Regions from separate parts of the Homo sapiens genome. Here region 1 is linked to region 2. Evidence: chromatin loops called from intact Hi-C (ENCODE). Cell type or tissue: left ventricle myocardium inferior. All regions are shown on one strand. Links, peaks and the distances in the headings refer to the core of each region. The heading gives the core; the rest is flanking DNA. Region 1 has its middle 10 kb from the start of STING1. Region 2 holds the start of DNAJC18 (DnaJ heat shock protein family (Hsp40) member C18).

The links. Hi-C counts contacts between places; a loop is a spot of excess contacts. Peaks named below come from ENCODE experiments on the same cell type or tissue, not always from the same donor. Only the 100,000 strongest peaks of a DNase experiment are listed, where the experiment ranks them.
Region 1: a loop joins it to region 2, with 2.1 times the contacts of the local background. A loop is called at or near these places in 26 of 110 quality-filtered maps.

What each region holds. Positions count from the first base shown.
Region 1 is chr5:139,485,125-139,500,881 of GRCh38, forward strand. It overlaps the pseudogene LOC101059986 and the pseudogene NCOA4P4. Among named protein-coding and RNA genes, the nearest start is that of STING1, 10 kb to the left of the region's middle. RefSeq lists enhancers at 1-159, 1,286-1,786, 3,346-3,535. In left ventricle myocardium inferior, for the core only: a CTCF peak has its summit at 7,685; no DNase peak of the experiment used is centred there; H3K4me3 peaks cover 657 bases; H3K27ac peaks cover 2,183 bases.
Region 2 is chr5:139,433,410-139,449,166 of GRCh38, forward strand. DNAJC18 (DnaJ heat shock protein family (Hsp40) member C18) reads right to left here and starts at 6,116. Exons shown (of 8, transcript NM_152686.4): 1 at 5,997-6,116; 2 at 3,963-4,149. The coding sequence starts at 6,036. It overlaps ECSCR (endothelial cell surface expressed chemotaxis and apoptosis regulator), which reads right to left. Exons shown (of 10, transcript NM_001077693.4): 9 at 15,669-15,757; 10 at 15,151-15,499. The coding sequence ends at 15,491. It also overlaps the pseudogene RNU5B-4P. RefSeq lists enhancers at 4,186-4,686, 5,987-6,486, 14,060-14,139 and a silencer at 5,674-5,783. In left ventricle myocardium inferior, for the core only: no CTCF peak of the experiment used is centred there; DNase peaks (open chromatin) are centred at 5,762 and 6,162; H3K4me3 peaks cover 1,532 bases; H3K27ac peaks cover 2,279 bases.

The sequences.
Region 1 (15,757 bases), core at 4,012-12,011, 53 kb after region 2:
AATGAGGCTTCCTGGAAACTCTGGTTTTTCAAAATCATGCCCTAACAATGCAGGGAATTCCCTACACTTTCTCTCCTCTACAATAGGCTCACATAAAGACCTAGGAGAAGGCCAGGCGCAGTGGCTCATGCCTGTAATCCCAGCACTTTGGGAGGCTGAGGCGGGCAGATCACGAGGTCAGGAGATCGAGGCCATCTTTGGGAGGCTGAGGCAGGAGAATCGCTTGAACCCGAGAGGCGGAGGTTGCAGTGAGCCAAGATCGTGCCACTGCACTCCAGCCTAGGCGACAGAGGCAGACTCCATCTCAGAAAAAAAAAAAAAAGATCCAGGAGAATATATGACAAAGTTCTAACAAAGGTTACTCTGTGCAGTTGGAATATGGGTGATTTTTATTCTATTGTCCTTTTTTGCTCATTATGTTTTCTAAGATTTCTTTTCCCTACATTGAACATGTATCATTTGTTTAATGTTTATTTATTTATTTATTTTTAAATTTTTGAGACGGAGTCTTGCTCTGTCGCCAGGCTGGAGTGCAGTGGTGCGAACTCAGCTCACTGCAACCTCCGACTCCCTGGTTCAAGCAATTCTCCTGCCTCAGCCTCCAGAGTAGCTGGGATTACAGGCACGTGCCACCACACCCAGCTAATTTTTGTATTTTCAGTACAGACGGGGTTTCACCATGTTGGCCAGGATGGTCTTGATCTCCTGACCTCGTGATCCTCCCACTTTGGCCTCCCAAAGTGCTGGGATTACAGGCGTGAGCCACCATGCCTGACCTGTTTAATGTTTAAAATATGCCGTAAAGAAAATCCAGCTGGGCACAGTGGCTCACGCCTGTAATCCCAGTGCTTTGGGAGCTCAAGGCAGTAGGATCGCTTGAGCCCAAGGAGTTAAAGGCTGCAGCAGTGAGCTATGATCACACCACTGCATTTCAGCCTGGGTGACAGAGCAAGACCTAGTCTCAAAAGAGAGAGAGAGAGAGAGAGAGAGAGAGAGAATCCCAACATTGTCTCAGTCTTAAGACCTCCTTCCACTCCCGTCTGTCCCCTCTCCCTCCCCTCTGCCCTACCTGCTACTCTGGGCTCATTTCCCTGAGTCTGAACCTGCTCTAATGCAGACCTTGCAGGCGCAGAAGGCACTGAGGCCAGGTCATTCAGATAAAGTAAGCTGGGGCTTGGCCAAAAGGAGTGGGAATGGTGGGGTCCAGGGAAGCCGGGAAGCCAGCCTAGCCTGGCCTGCCTGGAGAGAAAGGTCCTGCAGGGTGCGGGAAGGAGTGCAGGCTGCGAAGGGAGCAGAGGCCCCACAGCCTGGGCCTTCCAGTGCCAGGCCAGGATTTCCGCACACCCTTAATCCATGCAGTCTATCCCTGTGTGTACCGTGCTTTGCATGGGATAGGACTGCTGGTGCACGTGCCAGGTCAGTACTTGTCATGGCACCTACAGCTGGACAGGGGAAATGGGCAGAACACAACTGTATGAGTAAGTAGTTAACTACAGATGTGGCAGGGCTACAAGGAATGCACTCAGCCTGCTGCCGTGAGCGGAAATTGGAATACCCAGGGTCAGGTTTCCCTGAAGGCAGCGATTTACCCTGAGTTTGGAAGGAGGATGGGAGTGATGGAGGGCGGGTGGGTGTGCAACATTCTGAAAGGAGCAGCACACACAAAGGCCCTGGAGTGGGAAGGAGCCAGGCAGTGGAGGAACAGAGCAATGGCTGGTGCAGCTGGGGCAAGTAAGCATGTGGAGGGGTCTCTGTTAGTTTCCAAGAACTGCCATAACAAAGTATCACAAATTTCGTGGCTAAAAACAACAGATGTTTATTCTCTCATAGTTCCAGAGGCTAGAAGTCCAAAATCAAGGTGTTGGTAGGGCCACACTTCCTCTGAAATCTCTAGAGTAGCGGTCCCTAACCTTTTTGGCACCAGGGACTGGTTTCTTGCAAGACGATTTTTCCATGGATGGGAAGGGGGATGATTTCAGGGTGAAACTGTTCCACCTCACATCCGAGCATTAGTTGGATTTTCCTAAGGAGCATGCAACCTAGATCCCTCGCATGTGCAATTCACAATGGAGTTCGCACTCCTATGGGCATCTAATGCCGCCACTGATCGGACAGGAGGCAGAGCTCAGGCTGTAATGCTCGCTCGCCCACTGCAGCCCGGTTCCTGACAGGCCACAAACCAGTTCTGGTCCGAGGCCCAGGGACTGGGGACTCCCGCTCTAGAGGAGGATCTCTCCTTGCCACTTCTACCTTCTGGTAGTCCCAGGTGTGTCTGGACCCAACCTCTGCCTCCTTCATCACGTGCCATTCTCCCTTCTGTGTCTCTGTCTTCACATAGCCTTTCTTGTTATGAAGACACCAGGTGAAGGTACAGTGGCTCATGCCTGTAATCCTAGTGCTTTGGGAGGCTGAAGCAGGAGGATTGCTTGAGGCTAGAGTTCAAGGCCAGCCTGGGCAACACAGGGAGACCCCATCTCTAGAAAAAAAAAAGGCCAGGCACGGTGGCTCATGCCTGTAATCCCAGCACTTTGGGAGGCCGAGGCAAATGGATCACCTGAGGTCAGGAGTTCGAGACCAGCCTGGCCAACATGGTGAAACCCCGTCTCTACTAAAAATACAAAAAATTAGGTGGGTGTGGTGGCAGGACCCTGTAATCCCAGCTTCTCAGGAGGCTGAGGTAGGAGAATCTCTTGAACCCAGGAGGCGGAGGTTGCAGTGAGCCGAGATCACGCCGCTGCACTCCAGCTTGAGCAACAACAGCGAAACTCCATCTCAAAAAAAAAAAAAAATTAGCTGGGCATGGTGGCTCACGCCTGTAATCCCAGCTTCTCAGGAGGCTGAGGCAGAATTGCTTGAGCCCAGGAGGTGGACATTGCAGTGAGCTGAGATTGCACCACTGCACTCCATCCTGGGGGCAGAGTAAGACTCTGTCTCAAAAAAAAAAAAAAGCACCAGTCACTGGATTAGGACCTACCCTAATGACCTCACCTTAACTCAATTGCATCTGCAAAGGCCCTATTTCCAAGTAAGGTCACATTCACAACTACCATAGATTAGGATTTCAGTATTATCTTTTTGGAGACACAACTTAATTCATAACAGGGTCAGTGGTATAAGAACGGGACTGGAGGGTGGGTGGGACCCTTGTGGCTTGTGGCCAGGGCCTCAGTACCTAGGAAGCATCACAACAGCTGCATTCATGGGATTGTCCTCAGCAGTAAGACACTTCAGCTGTATTGACAAGCAGGGACATCACAGCTCTTCCAGACTGACCATCTGGTCCTCCAAAGAGGAAGCTGAGGGCCATGGAGGGAAGTTAGGCCCAAGTTCCAGGCTGCCTGGCTTACTGGCTGCAGCTCTCAGGCTGGTGGTGCTGAGTTCCCACACTCCGCTCCACAGCCTGCTCCTTCCTCTGGTAGTTGCTTCTTCCCTCCAGACACCCCGGAAGTGCTGGTCTGGGCTGGCTTTCATTTCTATTTCCAGCTGAGTTACAGCTTTCACGAGTCTTCCCTGAAACTCATTATCAGTGGTCCCAGTGAGAAATAAGCCCCCATGCTTTCATTCAGGGGACTCTGGGCCTTGGACAGAGTGTGAATGGGGTAGGGAGGCCTCTGGCCTCTATGGAGCCACTCTTTTGCCCACACAACCTCAGTGCCCCTTAATCCTACCAGAATAGGGACATTGGGGGGATTTTATCAGTTGATCACAGTAGACCTGGTTTCCAATCTGGCCTCTGCTTCTTCTGGCTGTGTGACCTTGGCCCAGATATGCAACCTCTTTAAACCCAAATTTCCTCATACCTAAAATGGGGATAGCAACATCTTTTATCTGACAGAATTGTTTTGAGAATGGAAAGAAAAAATGCATAAATGCATGTGCAGACCTGATTTGTAAATGCTCAGTAATTGCTAAGTCTTTTTATTTTATTTATTTATTTATTTATTTTGAGATGGAGTCTCACTTTGTTGCCCAGGCTAGAGTGTAGTGGTGCAATCTCGGCTCACTACAACCTCCGCCTCCTGGGTTCAAGCGATTCTCCTGCCTCAGCCTCCCGAGTAGCTAGGACCACAGACACATGCCACTATTTTTGTATTTTTGTATTTTTAGTAGCGATGGGGTTTCACCATGTTAGCCAGGCTGGTCTTGAACTCCTGACCTCAAGTGATCCACCCATCTCGGCCTCCCAAAGTGCTGGGATTACAGGTATGAGCCACCTTGCCCAGTCATTTTTTGTTTTTGTTTTTTTTTGCTTGTTTGTTTGTTTTTGAGACAGGGTCTGTCTCCCAGGCTGGAGTGCAATGACAATCACAGCTCACTGCAGCCTTGACCTCCCAGACTCAGGCAATCCTCCCACCTCAGCCTCCCAAGTAGCAAGGACTATAGACTTGTACCACCATGCCTAGCTAATTTTTGTATTTTTTTTTTGTAGCGATGGGGTTTCACCATGTTGTCCAGGCTGGCTTAGAACTCCTAGGCTCAAGCAATCCACACACCTCAGCCTCCCAAAGTTCTGGGATTACAGATGTGAGCCACTGCACCCTGCCAGTAATTGCTAACTCTTATCACCACCACCAGCACCATCACCATCATTATCACCACTGACAATCACACTCTTGGAGTTGCCAGCCCCTCTTACCTTGGTTTCTACCTTGGGCTCAAATCACCTCTCCTGCAGACACAGAGATTTGATATCTAATCCAGGGGTGGCTTCTGGGTCTGACTCCAGCTGCCCCTCTGTTATAATTCTATTGTCCCATCATGGAATTAACTATTGTGTCATGGTCTTCCCTAAACAAGATGCTATCCTAGTAGACGTAATGAGGAAAGAGGGGCTAGATGATGGTGTGATTGGGGGCAGGGAAGCACAGCTGGCTGGCTGAGCTGCTATATCTTCAGGAAGTGAACAATGGACCCACATTTTGTTGGAAGGAGGTATCTAGCCGGGTGCAGAGATCTACCATTTATTTATTTATTTATTTATTTATTTATTTATTTATTTATTTATTTTTGAGATGGAGTTTTGCTCTTTTTGCCCAGGCTGGAGTGCGATTGTACGATCTCTGCTCACTGCAACCTCCGCCTCCCAGGTTCAAGCAATTCCCCTGCCTCAGCCTCCCTAGTAGCTGGGATTACAGGCATGCACCACCATGCCTGGCTAATTTTGTATTTTTAGTAGAGATGGGGTTTTTCCATGTCAGTCAGGCTGGTCTTGAGCTCCCGACCTCAGGTGGTCCATCCCCCGCAGCCTCCCAGAGTGCTGGGATTACAGGCATGAGCCACTGCGCCCAGTCTTGTTTATTTATTTACTCATTTTGATAATAGCTTTATTGAGATATGTCATATATTATACGGCTCACCAACTTAAAGCATGCTATTCAATTCAATGGTTTTAAGTATATTCACATAGTTGTGCAACCATCACCACAGTTAATTTTAGAACATTTTTGTCACTCCCAAAAGAAACCTGTACCTTTAGCCATTGATATAGTTTGGCTCTGTCCCCACCAAAAATCTCATCTTGAATTGTAATCCCCATAATCCCTACATGTCAAGGGTGGGACCAGGTGGAGGTAATTGGATGATGAGGTGGTTTCCCCCATGCTGTTCTCATGATAGTGAGTGAGTCTCATGAGATCTGATGGTTTTATAAGCGTTTGGCATTTCCCCGGCTTACACTCATTCCATCCTGCTGCCCTGTGAAAAAGGTGCCTGCTTCTCCTTTTCCTTCTGCCGTGATTGTAAGTTTCCTGAGGCCGCCCCGGCCATGCAAAACTGTGAGTCAATTAAACCTCTTTCCTTTATAAATTATCTAGTCTTGGGTATTTCTTCATAGTAGTGTGAGAATGGACTAATATAACCATCAACCCCCAACCACCAACCAACACCCCTACCTCATCCCCAGACAACCACTAATCTGCTTTCTGTATCTATAGATTTGCCTATACTGGACACAACATAAATCGAATCATGCAATATGTGATTGTGTCCGGCTTCTTAGCATCATGGTTTTTTTTTGTTTGTTTTTTATGTGTGTGTTTTTGAGATGGGGTCTCGCTCCATCACACAGGCTGGAGTGCAGTGGTGCGATCTCAGCTCACTGCAACCTCCGCCTCCTGGGTTCAAGCGATTCTCCTCTCTCAGCCTCCTGAGTAGCTGGGATTACAGGCACGAGTCACCATGCCCAGCTAATTTTTTGTATTTTTAGTAGAGACAGGGTTTCACAATGTTGGCCAGGCTGGTCTCGAACTCCTGACCTCAGGTGATCAGCCCTCCTTGATCTCCCAAAGTGCTGGGGTTACAGACCTGAGCCACTGCGCCCTGCCCTTAGCATCATGTTTTACAGGTTTGCCCATGTTGTAGCATGTATCAGTACTTCATTTCTTTTTATCCTTCTTGTTGCCAAAAATATTCCATTGTGTATAATGTTCCATTGATATACCACTTTTATTGACCATTAATTAGTTAAGGACAATTGAGTTATTTCCACTTTTTGACTATTATAAATAATGCTGCAATGATCATTCATGCCCAAGTGTTTGTGTGGACACACATTTTCATTTCTCTTGGGTATGTACCTGGGTGAGGGGATGCTTGGTCATATGGCAACTCTATATATAAACTTTTGAAGAACTGCCAGACTGCTTTCCAAGTGGTTGCACCATTTTACTTTCCCACTAGTTATGTATGAGGGTTCCAGTTTCTCTACCTCCTAGTCAATATTTGCTATTCTCTGCCTGTTAAATTCTAGCCATCTAGTGTATGTGAAGTGATATCTTATTTTTTTATTTTAAAAAAATTTTGAGCCAGGCGCGGTGGTTCTCGCCTGTAATCCCAGCACTTTGGGAGGCTGACGCGGGTGGATCACAAGGTCAGGAGATCGAGACGAGCCAGGCCAACATGGTGAAAACCCGTCTCTTCTAAAAATACAAAAATTAGCTGGGCATGGTGGTGGGTGCCTGTAATCCCAGCTACTTGAGAGGCTGAGGCAGGAGAATCGCTGCAACCCGGGAGGCGGAGGTTGCAGTGAGCCAAGGTCATGCCACTGCACTCCAACTTGGTGACACAGCGAGACTCCATCTCAGAAAAAAAAAAAAAAAAAAATTGGGGGCCGGGTGCAGTGGCTCACGCCTGTAATCCCAGAACTTTGGGAGGCCAAGGTGGGCGGATCACTTGAGGTCAGGAGTTCAAGACCAGCCTGGCCAACATGGCGAAACCCCGTCTATACTAAAAATACAAAAATTAGCCAGGTGTGGTGATGCATGCCTGTAATCCCAGCTACTCGGGAGGCTGAGGCAGGAGAATCGCTTGAACCTGGGAGGTGGAAGTTGCAGTGAGCCAAGGTCATGCCACTGCACTCCAGCCTGGGCAACAGAGTGAGACTCCATCTCAAAAAAAAAAAAAGAAAATTGCTGGGGGCCTACGGTACAGGGTGAGCAGGGCCTGAATCGTGACCCTGACCTGGACCTGACCTGAATTGCAACCCTAACCCGACTGCAACCCTGACCACGACCCCAGTGGATTTTATAGAGAGGAAGTCAGACAGGGAGGGAGAAGAATAGGATTTGATGTCATCGTGTTGTTTGGCATCCAGGGGCCTTTATTTAGAGTTGGGTTAGAGCCTCCACCTGGAAAATGTGGATGCCAAGTTGGGCATTATGTGGTTAACCTGACTTATTTTGAGCAGTTGGCGCTCCCTATCTTGAGGAATGCAGATTCCAGCAGTGACCCAGGGCAGAGAGTGTGTGTCACTGATGAGAGTGGGAAAATGAAACTCTTTAGTTAGCCTTTCATCCAATCTGTTTGTCAGATGCTATCTACCCCAGGGACTATAATCGCTGGCACAATCCCAGTCCCTAAAGGAAAGTCACTGGCCCTTGTAGAAGAAATCAGAAACAGAAATGATGTGAAAGTGTTTAATGTCTCCAAGGAAGACAGAAACCACCTTCTGCAAGATATTGTGATGTGTGTGCAGAGCAGCAGGAAGCGAAGACATGTGTTCCTGCTTTTCTACCCGTGAAGGGGTGCCCAGTTCAAGAGGAGCCCGATGGAGCCCTGCCTGCCACGGCTGTATGCCTTTGGGGTTATGATAGCTTGTGGGCTTTTCTAGTGAAAATGTCAAATGTTTTCCATAAAATGTTTAAAAGATCAAATTAGCCTTAATGCTGGATTGTCTGTACAAGATTAATAATCCATTGTGGCTTATGTATGCTTAAAGATTTCTGTTTATTTCCTCTTGCAGTCGTGCACATGATTTGGGTAAATTATGAGATGAGAAATGGTTTTCAGAGTATTAGATGGAATTTGCCCCCATCGAAGTTTATAAATGTGTTCACAGGGAGGGAGGAATAATAGCTCATTGCCTAACCAATTTTGCAGGTCATGAAAATGAAATCCCTTTCCAGGTGCAGCTTCAGTCCCATGCAACTTAAAATAATAACAGTTATTTGATTTTTTAGAAAACTATTCCAAAAGAAAACCATTTTAGGTAATCTCCCCCAACTCTTACTATTTGTTTGCTTATTGCTTCATAAATATAAAAATAAATCTAAAGGTTATAGACAAAAGAAAAAAATTTTTTAGTCTGGAAGCAGTGGCTCATGCTTGTAATCCCAGCACTTTGGGAGGTCGAGGCCAGCAGATCACTTGAGGCCAGGAGTTCAAGACTAGCCTGGCCAATGTGGCCAAACCCCATCCCTATTAAAAATACAAAAAATTGCTTTGGGCCCTAGGTTTGTGTGGCCCGTGTCTCAGCCCACCCAAGGTCCCCTCGGATCGCTCAGAGAGGCACTCGGACCTGGAGCAGTGAGCAGAATGAATACCTTCTAAGACCAGAGTGGCAGCTCCAGTAATAGAGAACCCCTTTTGAGGCCAGGCACGGTGGCTCACACCTGTAATCCCAACACTTTGGGAGCCCGGGGTGGGCGGATCACGAGGTCAGGAGATCGAGACCCTCCTGGCTAACACGGTGAAACCCCGTCTCTACTAAAAATACGAAAAATTAGCTGGGCGTGGTTGCAGGCGCCTGTAGTCTCAGCTACTCAGGAGGCTGAGGCTGGAGAATGGCCTGAACCCAGGAGGCGGAGCTTGCAGTGAGTCAGGATCGCGCCACTGCACTCCAGCCTGGGCAACAGAGCGAGACTCTGTCTCAAAAATAAATAAATAAATAAATAAATAGAACCCCTTTTGAGGTGTAGTGATGCATGGAGGGACTTGGAGCTTGCTATTGGTGGAGTTCTCCGGGCTGAACAGCAAATTAAAGATAACTTGAGAGAGGTCAAAGCTCAGATTCACAGTTGCATAAGCTGTCACCTGGAATGTCTTAGAAGTTGTGAGGTGTGGCTATATGAACAGGTAGACCTCATCTATCAGCTTAAAGAGGAGACACTTCAACAGCAGGCTCAGTAGCTCTAGTGGTTATTGGGCCAGTTCAATTTTCTTACTCATCAACTGGACTGTACCCAAAACAAAGATCTAGCCAATCAAGTCTGCGTGCCTGAAGAGACTGGGCAGTTTGACCCTTAAGCCTAAAGATTCAACTATCTCGCTCTTTGAAGCTGACACAAGTGCTCTGCGCCAGACCATCACCACATTTGGGTCTCTCAAAATCATTCAGACTCCTGAGCACTTCATGGCTCATGCTAGTTCATCAAATATTGGGCCCTTCCTGGACAAGAGAAGCTATAACCCAATGCCAGAGCAGAAGTCAGCATCCAGTATTGTAGCTGTCCCTCTCAGTGAATGGCTGCTTGGGAGCCAACCTGCCAGTGGTCATCAGGCTCCTTACATACCCAGCACCAACCCCCAGGACTGGCTCACCCAAAAGCAGACCTTGGAGAATAGCCAGACTTCTTTCAGAGCCTGCAATTTCTTCAGTAATGTCTGGGGAAACCTAAAGGGCTTAGAAAACTGGCTCCTCAAGAGTCAGCAACAGGAAATTCCTGAAAAACCAAGTTATCAAAACTGTAACAGCCATTCCACTACTAGTCATTTCTCCATTGAAATGGAAAAGTTTGAAGATCTAAAGCTTCCTGATCAAGATGAGATGGACCTATCAGATTGGCTGGTGACTCCCCAGGAATCCCATAAGCTGAGGAAGCCTGAGAATGGCAGTTGTGAAACCAGTGAGAAGTTTAAGCTCTTATTCCAGTCCTATAATGTGAATGATTGGCTTGTCAAGACTTACTCCTGTACCAACTGTCAGGGAAACCAGCCCCAAACTGTGGGGATTGAAAACCTGGGCAATCTGAAGTGTCTGAATGACCACTTGGAGGCCAAGAAACCATTGTTCACCCTCAGCATGGTTACAGAGGATTGGCTTGTCCAGAACCATCAGGACCCATGTAAGGCAGAAGAGGTGTGCAGAGCCAATGAGCCCTGTACAAGCTCTGCAGAGTGTGTGTGTGATGAGAGCTGTGAGAAGGAGGCTCTGTATAAGTGGCTTCTGAAGAAAGAAGGAAAGGATAAAAATGGGATGCCCGTGGAACCCAAACCTGAGCCTGAGAAGCATAAAGATTCCCTGAATATGTGGCTCTGTCCTTCTAGAAAAGAATTAATAGAACAAACTAAGCACCAAAGGCAGTGGTTCCTTCTAGAATTGCTGATTCCTTCCAAGTCATAAAGAACAGCCCCTTGTTGGAGTGGCTTATCAGGCCCCTATACAAAGAAGGAAGTCCCAAGGAAGGGCCTAGCACTGAAGACAGAACTGGCAAACAAAAGCTTAAAAGGCCCATATGAGCACTTCCTGGTGTCCCTTTAACACAGCTGACTGGGTCCTGCCAGGAGAGAAGATGGGCAATCTCAGCCAGTTATCCTCTGGAGAAGACAAGTGGCTGCTTTGGAAGAAGACCCAGGAAGTATTACTTAATTAACCTCTACAGGAGAAACATAACTTCCCCCGAGACCATTACCACCTCCCTGCAGTTTGTGATCTCTTTGCCTGTATGTAGCTTAAAGTTGATAAAGATAAGTGGTTATATCAAACTCCTCTACAGATGTGAAGGATTGGACAAGAGTTGAGCAGCCTTTCTGCCTATTATCACACATCATGAGCTAAGTGACCGCGGCTTGCCAAATCATTGTGTTTCTGGGTCTGACCAGTTAGCTTAGTTCTTCTCCTGCCTAATTTTGAACTAGTAAAGCAAAATGAGTCATCAGATTATGAGTTATTGTTTAAAAGAAAAATGCTGTTTATTGATGCTGAGGTGATTCAGTTCCTTCCTCCTTACAGAAGTATTAATTCACCCACACACTAGAAATGCAGCATCTTTGTGGATATGTCTTTTTCACAAGCCTCCAAGTCTCCTTAGATTGGGTTGTTACTAAAAGTACATTAAAACACTCTAGTTTTAAAAATGAAATATTTCTCTAATCAAAGTGTATTGATGTATTCTAAAGATAGTAAATTCCCTAACATTTAATTGCCCTATAGATGCTTCTCTTGCTGTGGGTTTTCTTCTGTTAGTGGTCTGAAATAATGATTTTCCTGTTCTATTAATATATAGTGTATTTTGCACAAAAAATTAACCTGCCCAATGGTGGTTACCAAAATATATATTAATAATCTTGGCAATTTTTGACATTAATTACCAAACATTTTAGCCTACATGTTAGTTCTACATTATTACTTTTCACTTGAAAGGAACTCAGCTACTACAAATTTTGTCTTTCTTTCTTTCCATAAATGTTATTTAAAAATGCAGTGAGCTCTTTTAAAAGGGCTCGGTATTATTTCAACACTATTTTTGAGGTAGTTCTAACCTTTTAAAATATTCTACAGCCCAGCCAGGTGTGGTGGCTCACCCCTGTAATTCCAGCACTTTGGGAGGCCGAGGCAGGTGGATCACGAGGTCAAAAGTTCAAGACCAGCCTGGCCAAGATGGCGAAACCCCATCTCTACTAAAAATACAAAAATTAGCTGGGTGCAGTGGCAGGTGCCTGTAATCCCAGCCACTCCGGAGGCTGAGGCAGGAGAATCGCTTGAACCCTGGGGGCGGAGGTTGCAGTGAGCCAAGATTGCGCCACTGCACTCCAGCCTGGGTGACAGAGTGAGACTCTGTCTCAAAAAAAAAAAAAAAAAATTCAGACCCACAGAGTTTAAAAGAACCCCAATACTGACTAAGCAAATAGGCAAAAGACCTATTGGAAATAGTACTTGAACGATTCACTATCATAGGGATTATTGGTGCATCCTGTGTAAATGGAAGCTGAGCTTGACACCCGGTGCTTTAAACTAGGGATAAAGTCGTCCTCTCACTGCAAGCACAGCATACCTGTATCTCCAAAAGTGATGTTCTAGTGAACAGGCCGTTTTCAACACTTGTGCCTTGGGGTGTTCATTGAAGCTTTATGAAAACTACTGATGTTTTCTCAATCTCCTTAAAGTTATGTCCATGCTTTAAAATGTCTCTGTAGGAGAGAAGTGGAGTTTATGTTTTTAAATTCTCTAAGATATCTTTACTGCTTTCCAGACTTTGAAACTATTAAGCTTCTTAACTGCCTGTTATTGAAAATACTTCTACGGAAACTTCATGGTCCCACAATGTCATTGCCATACAGCTTCACTAGAGTTCTTTGAACCACAGCTGAAAAGAGCTTTGTCTTATTTTTTAATTCCCTCCCCAGATATCATTTAGAAGTATCATAATAAAGGTGGTGAGCAAAAACAACGTAAAGAGCCTTTCCAGTTATGTTAAGTTGCAGCTAACTCTCTACTTTCTTTTCTGAGGCCAAACACACTGTACTTTACATTGTCAAGATATAATTTACATTAATCACTATGTCTATGAGTATGTAAAACATCTTTTGCATTGATGAATTTTGTACATGCCACCATTAAAAGCATAACAGCCATTAAAAAAAGATACAAAAAATTAGCCAGGCGTGGTGGTGCATGTCTGTAATCCCAGCTACTCAGGAGGCTGAGGCAGGAGAATCACTTGAACCCAGGAGGCGGAGGTGGCAGTGAGCCGAAATCATGCCATTGTACTCCAGCAGGGCAGTGACAGAGCGAGACTCCGTCTTAAAAAAAAATAAAAAGAAAAAAGAAAAGAAAAAATTTCTTTTAGAGAGGGGGTCTTACCATGTTGCCCAGGCCGGAGCAAAGTGGGTATTCACAGATGTAATCATAGTGCACTACAGCCTCAAACTCCTGGATTCAAGGATCCTTCCACCCCAGCCTCCCAAGTAGCTGGAATCATAGGTGCTTACTACTACACCCTGCTCATTTTTTAATTGGGTTATCTTTTTATTATTGTAATAATTTATTATTTTATTATAAGAGTTCTGTATTCTAGATACGTTACTTATCAGATATATTAGTTTTAAATTTTTTCTTCTTCTTCTTCTTCTTTTTTTTTTTTTTTTTTTTTTTTTGAGACAGAGTCTTGCTCTGTCACCCAGGCTGGATTGCAGTGCATGATCTTGGCTCACTGCAGCATCTGCCTCCTGAGATTTTCTGAGTGATTCTCCTGCCTCAGCCTCCCGAGTAGCTAGGACTACAGACATGAACCACCATGCCTGGTTAATTTTTGTATTTTTAGTAGAGATGGGCTTTCACCCTGTTGGCCAGGCTCGTCTCAAACACCTGGCCTCAAGTGATCCACCTGCCTCAGCCTCTCAAAGTGCTGGGATTACAGGTGTGAGCCACTGCTCCCGGCAATCTTTATTTATTTTTTTGAGACAGAATCTTGCTGTCACCCCAGCTGGAGTTGCAGTGGCATGATCACGGCTTACTGCAGCCTCAAACTCCTGAGCTCAAGTGATCCTCCCATCTCAGCCTGCTGAGTAACTTGGGCCACAGGCACGCACCACCATGCCTAGCTAATTTTTTATTTTTTGTAGAGACGGGGTCTCACTACTTTGGGTTATCTTTTTGCTGTTTTCATGGTGTCCTGTGAAACACAAAAGTTTTTAATTTTGGTGAAATCCAATTCATCTACCTTTTGTTTTGTTTTGTTTTGTTTTTTGAGTTAGCGTTTATCTCTTGTTGCCCAGGCTGGAGTGCAGTGGCGGGATCTTGGCTCACCGCAAACTCTGCCCCCTGGGTTCAAGTGATTCTTCTGCCTCAGCCTCCCAAGTAGCTGGGATTACAGGCATGCACCACCACGCCTGGCTAATTTTGTATTTTTAGTAGAGATGGGGTTTCTCCATGTTAATCAGGCTGGTCTCGAACTCCCAACCTCAGGTGATCCGCCTGCCTCTGCCTCCCAAAATGCTGGGATTACAGGAGTGAGCCACTGCCCCCAGCCTACTTTTTCTTTTGTTATTTGTCCTTTTGGTACCATATCTAAGAAAATCTTGCCTGAGCAAGTCACAAAGATTTATGCCCATGTCTTTTTCTAAGAGTGTAAATAGTTCTAGCTCTTATATTTAGGTATTTGATCCATTTCGAGTTCTTTTTTATATGGTGTGAGATAGGAATTCACATTTATTCTTTTCCATGTACATATTCAGTTGTCCCAGCACCATTTGTCGGAAAGACTATTCTTTTTCACATTAAATTATTTTGGCACCCTTGTTGAAAATAAAAATCAACTGTGACAGGGCCAGGCATGTTGGCTTATGCCTGTAACCCCAGCACTTTGAGAGGCCAAGGTGGCAGATCACTTGAGGTCAGGAGTTTGAGACCAGCCTGACCAACATGGTGAAACCCCATCTCTACTAAAAATACAAAAATTAGCCTGATGTGGTGGCACACGTCTGTATTCCCAGCTACTCGGGAGGCTGAGCCAGGAGAATCACTTGAACCTGGGAGGCGGAGTTAGCAGTGAGGCAAGATCACATCACTGCACTCCAGCCTGGGCAACAGAGTGAGACTCCCGCTTAAAAAAAAGAAAAAAAATCAACTGACTGTAAATGTGAGAGTTTATTTCTGGATTCTGAATTCTTTTCCACTAATCTATATGTCTTTTTTTTTTTTTTTTTTTTTGACAGAATCTCTGTTGCCCAGGCTGGAGTGCAGGGGCACTGTGTCAGATCACTGCAACCTCTGTCTCCTGGGTTCAAGCAATTCTCCTGCCTCAGCCTCCTGAATAGCTGGGATTACAGATGTGTGCCACCATGCAAGGCTAATTTTTGTGCTTTTGGTAGAGATGGGGTTTCACCATGTTGCTCAGGCTGGTCTTGAACTCCTGACCTCGTGTGATCTGCCTACCTCGGCCTCCTGAAGTGCTGGGATTACAGAAGTGGGCCACCATGGCCGGTCTTTTTTTTTTTTTTTGAGACAGGGTCACTCTATCACCTCGAATTTGAATTCCTGGGCTCAGATGCTTCTTCCACCTCAGCATCCCGAGTAGCTAGGACCACAGATGTGCACCACTACACTCAGCTAAATTTTGTATCTTTTGTAGAGAAGAGGTTTTACCATGTTACCCAGGCTAATCTGGAACTCCTGGCCTCAAGTGATCTGCCCACCTCGGCCTCCCAAAGTACTGGAATTACAGGCGTGAACCACTGTACCTGGCCAAGACTCACTTTTAACTGCATATGCTTTTGCACTTTTGTACCTTTAAATTTTTATTTTTAGTTTTATTTATTTATTTATTTATTTATTTATTTATTTTGAGACAGAGCCTGTCGCTCAGGCTGGAGTGCAGTGACAGGATCTCAGCTCACTGCAACCTCTGCCTCCTGGGTTCAAGTGCTTATCCTGCCTCAGCCTCCCAAGTAGCTGGGATTACAGGTGTGTCTAGGCCGGGCATGGTGGCTCACACCTGTAATCCCAGCACTTTGGGAGGCTGAGGCAAATGGATCACCTGAG
Region 2 (15,757 bases), core at 2,721-10,720:
CTCCGGCTTGGGCGACAAGAGCAAAACTCCATCTCAAAAAAAAAAAAAAACAAAACTGGAGAACTGCAAGAGATCACTTTTTACTGCTATACATAATTTACTCAAGAGACAAACTGCTCACAAAGAGATGATTAGCATCATGTGGCATTTTAAGCAGATACTCCCAATACTTGAGGCTCAGCAAAATAACAGGAGCTAACTACAAAATTATTACAGTAGTACAGTACTACTGTTAATTTTATGCAGGTGTGATTAATACTGCACCTGTATGTTTACATTTTTCTCAAATGCAAATGGTACCATGTAGTCTCAAGTGTTTGTGAGCATATGTTTTGATAGATTTTCACTTTTTATAATAGATTTGTGTATATTTTATGATAGTAAATGATAAAATAGACTAGAATCTAGATATATTTTATGCATTCATATAATTTTCTTAATTTTTTGGTATGTCCATGCTCCATGGTTTGTGAGATGGTGATGATGATGATTATTATTTGAGACAGAGTTTCGCTCTTGTTGCCCAGGCTGGAGTGCAATGGCACAATCACAGCTCACTGCAACCTCTGCCTTCTGGGTTCAAACAATTCTCCCGCCTCAGCCTCCCAAGTAGCTGGGATTACAGGTGTGCGCCACCACGCCTGACTAGTTTTGTATTTTTAGTAGAGACGGAGTTTTGCCGTGTTGCCCAGGCTGGTCTCAAACTTCTGAGCCCAAGTATTCTTCCTGCCTTGGCCTCCTAAAGTGCTGAGATTACAGATGTGAGCCACTTTTTCAAATTGTTGCAAATCTAAAAAATTTTTCCAATGTATTTATCTTTTAAAATTGACATATAAAAATCCATGGTTCAAACTGATGCCACTCAAACCTGTGTTGTTCAAAGGCCAACTGTATCTCTTTTTTAAAACTATTTATTTATTTATTTGTATATAGAGACAGGGTCTTGCTTTGTCACCCAGGCTGGATTGCAGTAGGGTGATCATAGCTCACCTCAGCCTCGAACTCCTGGGCTCAAGGGATCCACCTACCTCAGCCTTCTGAGTAGCTGGGATTTTGGGTGCATGCCACCACACCTGGCTAAATTTTTATTTTTAGTAGAGACAGGGCCTCGCTATGTCGCTCAGGCTCGTCTTGAACTCCTAGCTTCAAGAGATCCTCCTATCTCAGCCTCCCAAAGTTTTGAATTACAGGCATGAGCCACCACACCCAGCCTCAACTATATTTTCTTAATTTCATTTTTTTATTGTTCATTGCTAGTATATAGAAAAATGATAATTTTTGTATATTGATCTTATATCCTGTAACTTTGTCCAACTTGTTTATTAGTTCTAACAGTATTTGTGTGTGTGTGTGTGTGTGTATTCATTAGGATTTTCCATTTACAAGATCATGTCATCTGTGGATGTAGTTTTACTCTTCTTTCCAATTTGGATGGCTTTTATTTCTTTTTCTTGCTTAAATGCCCTGGCTTGACCCTCTAGTACAATGTTGAACAGAGTGGCAAGAGTGAACAGACATACTTGTCTTGTTCCTGATCTTGGTGGGAAAACACCTAGTTGTTCACCTTTAAGTATGATGTTAACTGTGGATTTCTGTAGATGGACTTTATCAGGTCGAGGAAGTTCCCTTCTATTCCTAGTTAAGTGTTTTTATTATGAAAGAGTGTTGGGGCTGGGCGCAGTGGCTCACACCTGTAATCCCAGCACTTTGGGAGGCCGAGGCGGGCAGATCACAAGGTCACGAGACCATCCTGGCCAACATGGTGAAACCCCGTCTCTACTAAAAATACAAAAATTAGCTAGGCATGGTGGTGCGCGTCTGTAGTCACAGCTACTCAGGAAGCTGAGGCCAGAGAATCGCTTGAACCTGGGAGGCAGGGGTTGCAGTGAGCCGAGATCGTGGCATTGCACTCCAGCCTGGGTGACAGAGCAAGAATCCGTCTCAAAAAAAAAAGAGTGTTGGATTTTGTTAAATGCTTTTTCTGTACCTATTGAAATGATCGTGTGATTTTTGTCCTTTATTCTATTAACATGGTATGTTACATTGATTGACTTGTGTGTGTTAAACAATCCTGCAATACTGGGATAAATCCCACTTGGTGAAAATATATAATACTTTTTACATTGCTGTATTTGTTTTACTAGTATTTTATTGAATATTTTAAAATCTATATCCATAAGGGATATTGGTTGATAATTTAGACTTCTTATGATATTTTTGTCTGGTTTTGGTTACAGAGTTAATACTGGTCTCAAAGAATGAAGCCAGCTGGGCCTGGACTTTTCTTCATTGGAAGTTTTTTTTTTTTTTTTTTTTTTTTTTTCAGACAAGGTCTCCCTCTGTCACCCAGACTAGAGTGCAGTGGTGCTCACTGTAGCCTCGCCCTTCCTGGCTCCATCAATCCTCCTACCTCAGCCTCCTGAGCAGCTGGAACTGCAGGTGTGCACCACCATGCTCGGCTAATTTTTGTGGGGTCTTTTTGTTTGTTTTTTATTGTACTAATGAAGTTTCGCCATGTTGGCCAGGCTGGTCTTGAACTCCTGGGCTCAAGTGATCCTCCCACCTCAGCCTCCCAAAGTAATGGGATTACAGGCATGAGTCACCATGTCCAGCTAGAATTTTTTTGATTGTTAATTAAATCACCTTATTTGTTGTAGGTCTACTTGGGTTTTCCTTTTTTTTTTCTTTTTCTTTTTTGGAAATAAGGTCTCTGTCACCGAAGCTGCAATGCAGTGGCACTACCATAGCTTACTGTAACCTCAGATTCCTAGGCTCAAGTGATTCTCCTGCTTCAGTCTCCAAAGTAGCTGGGACCACAGGCATGTGCCACCATGCCCAAGTATTTTTTTTTTCTTTTTTTAGAGATAATGTATTGCTGTGTTGCCCAGGCTGGTCTCAAACTCCTGGTCTCAAGCAATCCTCCTGCCTCAGCACCCCCAAAGCTCTGGGATTACAGGTGTGACCCACCATGCCTGGCCTCCATTTTTCTTGGGTCAGTTTCAGTAATTTGTGTCTTTCTAGGCATTTGCTGATTTTATCTAGGTTATCTAATTTGTTGGCACACAATTGTTCATAGTATTTGGATTGGTAGGGATATCCCTCTTTCTTTTTTTTTTTTTTTTTTTTTTTTGAGAGACAGGGTCTTGCTCTGCTGTGCGATTATGACTCACTGTAGCTTCAACCTACTGGGTTCAAGCAATCCTCCTGCCTCAGCCTCTCAAGTAGCTGGGACTACAGGTTGGTGCCATCATACCAAGCTAATTTTTGTATATATATATTTTTTGGAAGAGAGGGGGTTTCACTGTATTGTCCAGGCTGTCTAGTTCCTTAAGGTAGATTAGGTTACTGATTTGGAGTCTTTTTTAAAAAAATAAGCATTTAGAGCTATAAATTTCCTTCTAAGCACTGTTTTAGCTGCATCCTATACATTTTAGTACGTCGTGTTTTCATTTTCACTCATCTCAAAGCATTTTCTAGCTTTCCTAGTGATTTATTCTGTGACTTGCTTGCTTATTAGGAGCTTGTAGTTTAATTTCCACATATTTGTGAATTTCTCAAATTTCCCTTTGTTTTTGATTTCAGAGAACATACACTGTATGATTTCAATCTTTTTAAATTTATTGAGGCTTGTTTTATGACCTAAGATATGGTCTATCCTGGAGAATATTCTATGTATCCTTAAGAAGAAAATCGTTCTGTTGTTGTTGAAAGAATGTCCTGTAGATGTGTGTTGTGTCTAGTCGGTTTCTGCTGCCTCTCTTAAAGTAGAAGCAGGGTAGTCAGTTCATGTTATACCCTAATATTCCACTTCTATTCAGTCTTCCCTCTGAGGTCAAGAAGCTAGTATGCCTCAATTATCATCATCATCATCATTATCATCAGTCAATACTTACATAGCACATCCAGGCACTCTTCTAAGCACTTTCCATAAAATCACTCATTTAATCTCACCACATGCTCACCTTTGTACCCCAAGCAGCTGTTCCTCACTATACGTGGAGTTCCCCTCACCCTGCCGGGTCTGAGTCCACTCATTCTCAGACTTCTTTTCCTTTTGTGCCTTCATGCAGTTACAGCAGCCACAGGGGTCATGACTCTCAGGAGGTGTGTCTTCTGGGTATTTGTTTCTTCTAACTGCGTCAATGTAAGCTGCAAACAACAGCCCCTCCATTAGGTCTCCATCTGACCCTGAAAATCAACTTTGCAACCTGCCTTTCCTCTCTGGGAGGCTGCTCGTAAGCATGAGAAGGTAAGCATGATGGCCAGGGCTAGAGGCGTCATGCTGACTTTTAAGCACTCATACAAAGCTGAATAAACATGTTTCTCTGTGGTCCGTGGTCAGAAGAGACACTGCTCGTAAAATAGTATTTTTTGTTGCAGTGCCTCCCACCCCTAAAATTTAAAGTAGAGAGGAGTTCAATTCTTTTACACTAACAATTATAGAACTAATATATACCAAGGAACTTGGCTAGAAGATCAAGAGGGCGGATGGGTAAGATCTACTCCTGACCACAAAGAGGTTAGTTTAATGCAAGCTTGTCCAACCCGCGGCCCACAGGTGGCATGTGGCCCAGCACGGCTTTGAGCTCAATACAAATTCGTAAACTTTCTTAGAACATTATGAGGGCCGGGCGCGGTGGCTCACGCCTGTAATCCCAGCACTTTGGGAGGCCAAGGCGGGCGGATCACGAGGTCAGGAGATCGAGACCATCCTGGCTAACACCGTGAAACTCCGTCTCTACTAAAAATACAACAAATTAGCCGGGCGTGGTGGCAGGCGCCTGTAGTCCCAGCTACTCGGGAGGCTGAGGCAGGAGAATGGCGTGAACCCGGGAGGCGGAGGTTGCAGTGAGCCGAGATCGCGCTACTGCACTCCAGCCTGGGTGATAGAGCGAGACTCCGTCTCAAAAAAAAAAAAAAGAACATTATGAGATTTTTTTTTGCAATTTTTTTAAAGTTCATTAGCTGTCATCAGTTAGTTATTTAGTCGTCAGTTAGTGTATTTTATGTGTGGCCCAAGACAATTCTTCTTCCAATGTGGTCCAGGGAAGCCAAAAGATTGGATACCCCTGGTTTAAAGGGAGAAGATTCAATAACAACACCTGCAGAATGTAAAGAGGGTCATAAGCAATACAGTCAAAAGGGGCAGAGCACTCATGTCTTCTCTGGAGGACCTGAGAAAGGCTTTAACAACATCTTTCTTCCGCTTAACATCCCTCAGCTACCTCCACCCACTGCTCCTGGACAGTCTTCCTCTAAGTCGGCCTGGCTAACTCCGACGCATCCTTCTTGTCACCATTTGTAACACTTTCTGCAAGAAACCTCCCTTGACAGCCAGTCTGCGTTAGGTACCTTGTAAGTGTGCTCTCCAAATCCCTGACCTTGCTGTGTAGCCCAGGCGTTTTGTATTATTCGCCCGTTTTGTAATTGGCTGTTCAGTCGTCAAACTCTCTCAGTGGGCTGCGAGTTTTGTGAGCTAAGGGACCCATGTCAGTCAAATCCCCACTGCAGAATCAGCATTAGGCGGGGCACACAATAGGTATTGGATCAATATTTTTTGCCTGACTGTAGGGTGGAAAAGGCTGGTCCTGATGCCGGCTGGAGCGACATGATCAAACAGGGACTGAAGGTCAGGTGGCCCAGTTAGGCGAAAGATAAGGGCCAGGTTAGCAAGCTGCGGAGAGACCGCAGCACCCCACGGGCCCTCCAGTCACCTTGGCATGGGCGGGGCCTGACAGCTGCGGGCCCTGGGCGGGGCACGGGCGGGGGCGGGGCTGGGGGCCGGAGGCAACAAGTCGTCACCGGTGACTCTGGGCTCGCGGTCGGTCCCCAGCTTCCCTACCCCATCCGCAACCCTACTCAGGCTCAGCATCTTTTCACAGGCCTCTATCCATCACCTCAGACCCAGGATCTCAGCCCTTGTGCGTCTTCAGGATCCTCATCCCTGATCTCTCCCGAAGGCCGCCCTATCCCTCCTTCAGGCGGGGACCTAGTACCTTCCGTCCAGCGCTCCCCGCTGCCCAGAGTCGCCGCCATATCGGTTCCCAATCAGCAGGTCCGCCGAGCCTCCCCCGTGCCCGAGGCTGAAAGAGAAGGGGGCGCGGAGCGCGGGGCACGCTGGTCATTGTAGTCCAGTCCATATGAGCTCCCGGGGCACTGGACTACAACTCCCGGCAGGCTCTGCGCCAGAGGCCGTGGGAGACGCAGAGAAGTGCTCGACCTTCGTCAGGAGATCTGTGGAAGAGTGCTGCTGCCAGCTGCCAGCTGCCTGCAGCACGGCTCTTGGCTTTTCCTCATTTGTAGAGTTGGGATAGTGGCTTCGGCCCTGCCTAACCCTAGGGACATCCAAGGAGGGGCGACTGAAGTCCTGCCTGGAAAGGGCTTCGCAAACTATAGGCTAGAGGGTGACAGTATGACTATTATGCTCCTCAGGGATGTCTTTTTGAAGCATACGCTAATGCCTGTTCTGTGCAGTCAGTGGTAGGCCCTGGAGATTCAGAGATGGGTTTTGGGGATGCGGAACCCAGCCTTTGGAAGCTTGAGTCAGGAAAATAGAAAAGTGATGTAGATTTATGGGGTTGGAGGGCAATCTCAGTATGTCCCTACTGCCCCAGCTCCTCAGGCACTGGACATCAGAGGGTATCGGGGTGGAGAAAGAAGACATGGAAAGGTATTGGGGCCGGCATGAAGAGCCTCCATCTTTGCTGTTCCTGTCCTTCCTCCAACCCATCCTACTCCAACACCCCTCTGACACTTTTCTCCTCTCTTCCAGTCTAGTTATCTCTTTAGCCCATTCGTTTCTTTTCTGAAGGACCAGACATTGAGATTAGTAAAAAGGAAATGAGGAAATAAATATTCTTGCTGTTCCTCATCCAGGTATGGATGGAACCTAGCAAAGAATAAAAGCAACACTTTCTTCATAGGTGGATGGCTACAGTTCATCCCCAAACAAAAAATTACCCAGAATTAACTGAGGTCTTACCCAAGAAGACCAAATCAATCATGATATCAACTAGCACCTACTTAGGCAGTTGGGGAGAGATGTATATTCCTGGACATAAACTTGGAAGGGTAAAAGCACCAAAGGGCATGCAGTTCCAGCCCTTGCCTACAGTCATGGCCCTGGCATCACTGACATTATGCCCACTTAAGAACTCAGAGAACGGCCGGGCGCGGTGGCTTATGCCTGTAATCCCAACACTTTGGGAGGCCGCGGCAGGCGGATCGCGAGGTCAGGAGATCGAGACCATTCTGACCAACATGGTGAAACCCCGTCTCTACCAAAAATACAAAAATTAGCTGGGCATGGTGGCGTGTGCCTGTAGTCCCAGCTGCTCGGGAGGGAGGCTGAGGCAGGAGAATCGCTTGAACCCAGGGGGCGGAGGTTGTAGTGAGCCAAGATCGCGTCACTGCACTCCAGCCTGGGTGACAGAGTGAGACTCTGTCTCAGAAAAAAAACAAAAAACAAAACTCAGATAACAAGGCCTTTCAAGTGGAAAAAGCACTGGTCTAGAAGTTGTATAGGTGTTATATTAATAGCTGGGGTTTTGCCACAAATCATTGCGTGATCCTGAACATCTCCTTTTTCCTTCTTCTTTGGCCTCAGTCTCATCACCTATAAAACGAGAAGGTTGGATTCAATTAGTAGTTTTGTTTGTTTGCTTTTTGAGACAGAGTCTTACTCTGTCGCCAGGCTGGAGTGTAGTGGCATAATCTCGGCTCACTGCAACCTCTGACTCCCTGGTTCAAGCGATTCTCCTGCATCAGCCTCCCGAGTAGCCGGGACTACAGTCGCACGCCACCATGCCCAGCTAATTTTTGTATTTTTGGTAGAGACGGGATTTCACTATGTTGGCCAAGATGGCCTCAATCTCCTGACCTTGTGATCTGCCCGCCTCAGCCTCCCAAAGTGGTGTGATTACAGGCGTGAGCCACCGCACCCGGCCTCAATTAGCGGTTTTTAAATTGAGGAATCCTTAAGGCTTAATGTGCAGATGTCTCTGGAATCTTCTATTGAGGAGTGGGAGCGGGGAGGAAGGCATAGCAGGGAAGGCACTAGCACCTCACCCTTCTTCAATCAAAGAAGCTCTGTTTTTTTCTGTTTTGTATTTTGTGGTCTACTAAAGGAAAGAAAACCTACATGTTTGAAAACTACCAAACCAGTTGACCACTAAAGGCTTGTGTCATTTGTAATATCAGTTTCTCCTGGAGCACTTAAAGTCAGTGTTCTTCCCTCATCCCCACCCCCATAAGCACTGAGAAAGTAACAGTTGTCTAGAAATTTGGTCATTTTCACTTAATTTAGGAGGAGGAATTTAGCATAGTGGTTAAAAAATCTGCATAGGATTGCCGTAGGATATAGTAAGATAATGCTTGCAAAGCTTTTAGCACCTCATCTGGCATGTAGTATGTGTTTAATAAATGCTGACCACTGTTATAGACTGGCTCAGAGGAAGAGAAACCATTTTTTATAGTTTGACATTGTAAATTAGGAGCAAAGGGGTATATATGGGGTATATCATAAGGTCCTGGATATAACTAACTGGACCCCATTCCTGTCTATCTGGCAATCATTACCTGCAAATAAGACAAGAAGCAAAACACTACCAAAAAGGGCTGGGAAGTTGCTTGTCCATGTACCCTAACCCCTGAATCCAGCCACTAAAACTGGTGATTTTCTCCCTTTCAGAAACAGAAGAAGATGGCAAAAGTGAACTAGTATGAGAAGGTTTTGGGTCATCCTAAATCCAATGAATTATGGATGTCCTTAAACTTGAGAGGCAAAGGAGGCCCCAGAACCATGAGATGAGTCAAAAGCTCAGCTCTAGGACACTGGACCTATGACCAGCTAACTAATCCACGGAGCAGTGTACTCACAGAAAGCTGGATCCTGAAGGTCCTTCTTGTGCTCTGCAGCTGAGGGAACTGATCAGGGACATCCATCAGGTGGTTGAATATAAAAAGGAAGTTCTTCTGGTTTGGGGAGGCTAGACCGCCTGCTCTAGAAGATGGACAGCTGAGGGTGGGATAGACCTTGGAGTCCAGGGGCACAGGGAAAAGGTCTGGAGGTACTACCTGGAGATGTTAGAATACCATGAAGTCAGAGGTGTTTGGCTGAGAGTGGGCTGTTAGAGCACTGTAGGGGTTAACTGGATTGAGAGGAGCAACTATGAATTATGAGACTATCTAGGAGCAGAGCCTAGGTTCAAGAGTATTGGACAAGATTTGGGAAGCTGGGGCCTCTTCCCAAATCTTAGCTGCTGTCTGGTAGCTAAGCATCCTCTCTCCTCATGCTCTGAAACCTTACATCCCCTTCTTTTCCAGACTTCTTTTCATTTACTTCTAGAACAGTAACAAAAATGGTTTAGCATTATGACCTTCTCAAATATTGCCAAGTATCCACATGTATTCTTCAGTTTGTTTACACCTCAACTAACACTTCTGGATGAATTTTTTTTTTATGATCGCATCACTTGGACTAACGCGAAACTCTAAAGCTCAACATTAAGAATACTTCTGTGACAGTTTTTGCTTAAACTCATCAACTAGTCAGCAAAAATAATCCTCACTGTAAAGTTCAATTTCTGTGTTTTGTAAAAGAGGAAGCTGTGGGCCCAAAGAGTATAGGATGGAGATGCCAGTCGAAAAGGACCCACAGGAAAAGTGAGAGGGTAACTGGGAAGGAGATAAGGGAAGAGAAATTGGGGTCTCCAAGGCAGTTCTCAAAGAGAAGGAGGTAGATGTGGAAAGAAGTTTGACGAAGAGAGAAAGGAGGACATCCACAAACCCAGGAAAAGACTGGTGGACAGAATCACACAGTGTTTTCCAGCACATTCAAATTTAATAGAGTAGTACTAGCTGGGCTTGGGGAAATTGTGTGCCAGAACTAGGTCAAGGGGGCCTGCAATGATCCTTCATCTGCTAAACCATTTTACCTTAGGGCCAGCCTCAGATTTCTCTCAGTTTTCTCCACTTACTTTATTTTTTTGAGACAGGGTCTTATTCTGTTACACGGGCTGGAGTGCAGTGGCGCTATCACAACTCACTGTAGCCTTGATCTCTTGGGCTCAAGCGATCCTCCCACCTCAGCCTCCTGAGTAGCTGGGACCACAGGCACATGCCACTATGCCCACTATGCCTGGCTTTTTTTTTGTTTGTTTTTAAGATATGGGATCTCACTATATTACCCAGGCTGGTCTGGAACTCCTGGGTTCAAGCAATCCTGCCCCCGGGGACTTCCCAAGTGTTGGGATTAAGGCGCCTCCACTTACTTACATGTTGAACTGTAATGGATTCTTGCTGGTGATACTGAGGTCTGTCCTGTGCCCTATATGATTGAGATGCTGCCCCATCCAGCCCTAGAAGAAAGAAGCTGAGTAAATGATCCTCCTGTCCCACTGGGCCTGTGTGTCTGTGCTGGTTTATTGGTTGCCCTCCCATAGGATGAGGGAAAAAATGAGAGAAGGACATTCTGCAGCTAGCCCCCAATCCCCGCCACCTGTTCCTGTTTAAGGACCACGTAGTCCTGTGTGAGAAAAGGGAGGAAGTCATCTTGTAAACAATCATCATCCTGTTGTCTAGACATGAAGGAAGAGATAGGGTTTCAAGGAAGCTGCAAGGGCTGCAGAAGGCTGCACTCAGATTTCCTGTCAGAGGTGGCATCTTGGATTTGCATAAATAGTAGGCTCCTCCAGGAGAAACCTCTCTATTAGAGTTTGCTCCAGAGCAGAATTCAGCATTTAATTCATCCTCAACCCCTTCCCAAAGGATAGAGTTACTTAGCAACAGGAAAATCCACATGGCTTATGTGGTACTGCGGTGTCAGTGTCAGGGTAAAAGCCTTTCAATCTCAAAGATTATTAATACCAGTTGTCTCCCTCTTCCCCCACATATAAATACCTTATGACTAACAGCTTATATACGCAGGTCATTGCCCAGAGTCAGAGGAAAATGTGTGGTTTTATAATGAAGATGACAGCTGAGTTACTTAGAATGAAGCCCCATGTCCTTGACCTGATTAGTCCAGTATGATGAGCAGCTGTACTCAGTGCCCATGGCAGGCAGAATAACAACAGCACAAACAGAATCCTAGACATTGTTATGTCACCTGAGGGGTTCCATCCCAATGGTGGATGTTGGACCAGAAGTGGCTACTAAGTCATGTGCTGTTGGCTGTGAGATTTAAATCAAATATATATGAATTATTTAAAAAATACTAGCCAAGGCCGGGCATGGTGGCTCACACCTGTAATCCCACAACTTTGGAAGGCTGAGGTGGCCGGATCACCTGAGGTCAGGAGTTCGACACCAGCCTGCCCAATATGGTGAAATCCCATCTCTACTAAAAATACAAAATTAGCCAGGCGTGGTGGTGGGTACCTGTAATCCCAGCTACTCAGGAGGCTGAGGCAGGAGAATCACTTGAACCTGGGAGGCAGAGGTTGCAGCGAGTGGAGATCGTGCCATTGCACTCCAGCCTGGCAACAAGTGTGAAACTCCACCTCAAAAAACAAAAAACAAAAAACAAACAACTAACCAGGTGTGATGGCTCACACCTATAATCCCAGCACTTCGGGAGGCTGAGGGGGGAGGATGTCTTGAGCCCAGTAGTTTGTAACCAGCCTGAGCAACGTAGCAGGACCTCATTTCTACAAAAAATTTAAATAAATTAGCCGGTTGTGGTGGCACACGTCTATAGTCCCAGCTACTTGGGAGGCTGAGGCAGAAGGATCATTTGAGCCCAGGAGTTTGATGTTGCAGTGAGCTATCATTGTGCCATGCCACTGCACTCCAGCCTGGGAGGCAGAGCCAGACCCTGTCTTCTCTCCCCTCAAAAAATACTGCAGTATTGCTTTCGTAGGTTAGGTACCCCACAAAATAGACTCTGAGACGCTGAGATTTGCATACTAAAGGTTTCTTAGTGAGCACCCCTGGAACAACAGCTATGAGGAGTAAGGGAAGTAGGAATGGGGGCAAAGGAATTGAGGCAAGGGGTCCAGGTCTTCATTCCCACTCTTAGCCCCCATCAGCCAATCATCAACCAGCCAACAATCCCACAGCTGGGGAACAAGCGCCTTGATCCTGAAGTGGGACCTGGGTGCTGGTGCCCTACTCCAAGCTGTCTGCTACAATTGCTCACTTCCCAAGTATCTCCATGTTTATTATCCCATTTTACCTAGCCACTAGCCTGTGAGGTAGCCAGGGCCAGGTAGGGCGCATTCTTCCCTGTTAATACACAGGAGAAATGGAACTCCTGAGAATGTGAAAGGCTTGTCCAGAGCTGCCTGCAACTTGTCTCTGGCTCTCACCCAGAGTGATCTCTACTTAGCACATTGTATTCATTTTTTCCTACGTCCAGAGTCTATAGAACTGTGGAATGTAAGAATGAGAAAAGATAGTGAAGGCCAAGTCGTCCAGCCAGCTCACTTTAAAACCCGCCAGGCATGGTGGCTCATGCCTGTAATCCTAGCACTTTGGGAAGTCAGGGCAAGAGGATCACTTGAGCTCAGGAGTTTGAGACTGGCCTGGCCAACACGGCAAGAGCTTGTCTCTACAAAAAATTTTTAAAAATTAGCTAGGTGCAGTGGCTCATGCCAAGAGTCCCAGTTACTTAGAAGGCTGAGGTAGGATTGGTTGAGCTCAGGAACTCAAGGCTGCAGTGAGCCACGATTGTACCACTGCACTCCAGCAGTGGTACAAAAAAAAAAAAAAAGTAAAGATATAAGAGAACAGGCTTGGAGGAGGGGGACAATTGCACCCAAAGTCTGTGGCAGAGCCCAATCTTATGATCAGATTTCCTTCACCCAAGAGCCAGTTTAGATTACCTAGGAAGTGCTGGGCACAGTGTGTCATGCAGGAGCTACAGACATGGGCAGGTTACAGGCCCTGTCCTAGGGGATTTTAGAATACAGTAAGTTCTCTTCTCTTCTCCTTTTCTTTTTTTCCTTCCTTCCTTCCTTCCCTTCCTCCCTTCCTCCCTCCCTTCCTCCCTTTTTCTTTCTTTCCCTCTCTTTCTTTCCTTTTCTTTCTTTCTCCTTCCTTCCTTCCTTCCTTCCTTTTCTTTCTTTCTTTCTTTCTTTCTTTCTTTCTTTCTTTCTTTCTTTCTTTCTTTCTTTCTTTCTTTCTTTCTTTCTTTCTTTCTTTCTTTCTCTTTTCTCTTCCTTTGTTTTCTTTCTTTCACATCTTACCCTGTCACCCAGGCTGGAGGAGAGTGGTGCAATCAACCATGGCTCACTGCAGCCTCTACCTCCCAGAAGCAAGTGATCCCCAGCCTCCTGAGTAGCTGGGACCACAGGTATGTGCCACCACACCCTGCTAATTTTTGTATTTTTTTGTACAGACAAGGGCTTGCCATGTTGCCCAGCCTGGTTGATATGGTTTGGTTCTGTGTCTCCACCAAAATCTCATCTTGAATTGTAATCCCCATAACCCCCAAATGTCGAGGGAGGGATCAGGTGGGTGGTGATTGGATAAAGGGAGTGGTTTCCTCCATGCTGTTCTCATGGTAGTGAGTGAGTTCTCATGAGATCTGATAGTTTTATACGGCAGTTTTTCCTGATCTTGCTCACTCTCTCTCCTGTTGCCTTGTGAAGAAGGTGCCTGCTTCCCCTTCCATCATGATTGTAAGTTTCCTGAGGCCTCCCCAGCCATGCAGAACTGAGTCTACTAAACCTCTTTCCTTATAATTACCCAGTATTTCTTTATAGCAGTGTGAAAATGGTCTAATACACTTGTCTTGAACTCCTGCCTCAAGCGATCCTCTGGAACCTTGGCCTCCCAGAGTGCTGGGATTACAGGCATGTGCCACTACGCCCTGCTCACTCGGTTTCTACAGTCTCATTTTAATAATTTTAATGAGACAGAGGGGATGAAACTTGTTGTTCTAGCCTGTCTCTCTCATCACCTTGAGAAGTCTGAATCAGGAAAAAATAGCATATTGTTGCTTCAGAATGAGTAAGCTGTGTTCTCCCTATGTTCCAAATTGCCAATTAAGTTAAATACTCCCGAAAGACACACATGGATGACTCCTCCCTTGATTTTCCCCAAGATTCATTTCCAGACTAGTGTCATGGTAAACATGACTAAGACTAAGAAAGCAGACACCTCCTTTCTTTTCCTCCTTCTCTTTAAATGACTTTCCAGTACTTCTACAATCTTTTATTCTATATTTGGACACAAGATAACTGTTGTATGGGGTAAAGTGGGTGGGGTTTGTGTTGATGAAGTCACAGACCTATCTTCACCGCAAACCTTCCCAGGGTTCATCCCATAGCTAAGACCAAAGTGATGCATGTCTACCCAGGGGCAGGCAGAGGACATTTGCCCTTTTCTCATTCACCTCTCCCCAAGAGGTGACTTAGGAACTTCCCTAAGAAGTTTCCTAGTCAAAACTTCTTTCTTGGTGACGACTGGTCACTGTTTACAGCCCCTTGTTTCTCTCCTCTATTGGAGTGGTTAGTCAGTCGCCTCAACCCTACTAATAAAAATAAACCAGGTGATACTCTGGTTTCTCTTCAGATCATATAAATCTTTCACCTTTTACTAAAGATTCCTGTGGAGAGTTTTTGAGTTTTTAGCTAATTTTTTGAGCCTTTGCTTTAGCAAGGCTAGTATAAAGAAGAAGAAGAAGGGGGCGAGGGGGAAACAATGGCTGGGTGTGGTGGGTCACACCTGTAATCCCAGCAGTTTGGGAGGCCGAGGCGGGTGGATCACTTGAGGTCAGGAGTTCGAGACCAACATGACCAACATGGTAAAACCCTGTTGCTACTAAAAAAATACAAAAATTAGCCAGGCATGATGGCACACGCCTGTAGCTCCAGCTATTTAGGAGGCTGAACCAGGAGAACCACTTGAACCCTCGGGAGGCAGAGGTTGTGGTGAGCCAAGATCACGCCACTGCACTCCAGCCTGGGAGACAGAGTGAGACTCCATCTCAAGAAAAAAAAACAAAAGCAACAACAACAAAACCCAGGTGAACTTGATAAAACCTGACACAAAGTCCCTTCTATCGACCATCCAAGTTTCTCAAAGAGCTGCCCATAGGGGCAGAAACCTGCATGTATGTCTGTTCTAGGAAACAAGGCCCAAAAGCTGCTAGAACATACTGTTAAGAAATGTGCATGGGAGCATAGACCTTAAAAGTAATTAGACTGCAGGCTAGAAAATAATTTTAATGCAAAGTAGAAAGTATCAATCCACCTCATCACTTTCCTTGCTCTCTCTCTGTCACCTCCTCTTTCCTGTGGCTCTGAGGAGGTGGGAGAAGCAGGCAGTATTTCCACAGCAGCTGTCCATACAGGAAAGAGTCTCCCCTGTTGGTAGCTTGCTCCCAGATCTGGGGCAATGCTAGTGTCCTTTAGATCTAGAAGCAGACATGAAACAATAAAATAATTTACATGTGGTTCATTGCCTCTACTAATTCCATCTCTTCCTCCTTGTAGTCACAGGGCAGCTGCATCATCCTTGGACTCATGGGGACCCAAAGTTGCTTTTAAAGAACCTGCAAAATAAATGCATAATGGGGAAGGGTGAACTTTTTAGGATTGGCAGGGTACAGAAGAGGGGAGAAAAGCCAGAGTCTTTGAAAGTATCTCCTTTCTGGCCTGAAAGTAGGAGGAGGAAGGGAAAGGTGAATTTGGGGAAGGAAGGCAGGAAACAGAAAAATGTACCTTCTCTGCTGAGAGACTTTGTTTGCCATTATTCATGTTGATGTTCTTCATGGAGATAAGGGTGATGCTGTCTTTCTCTCCATTGGCTG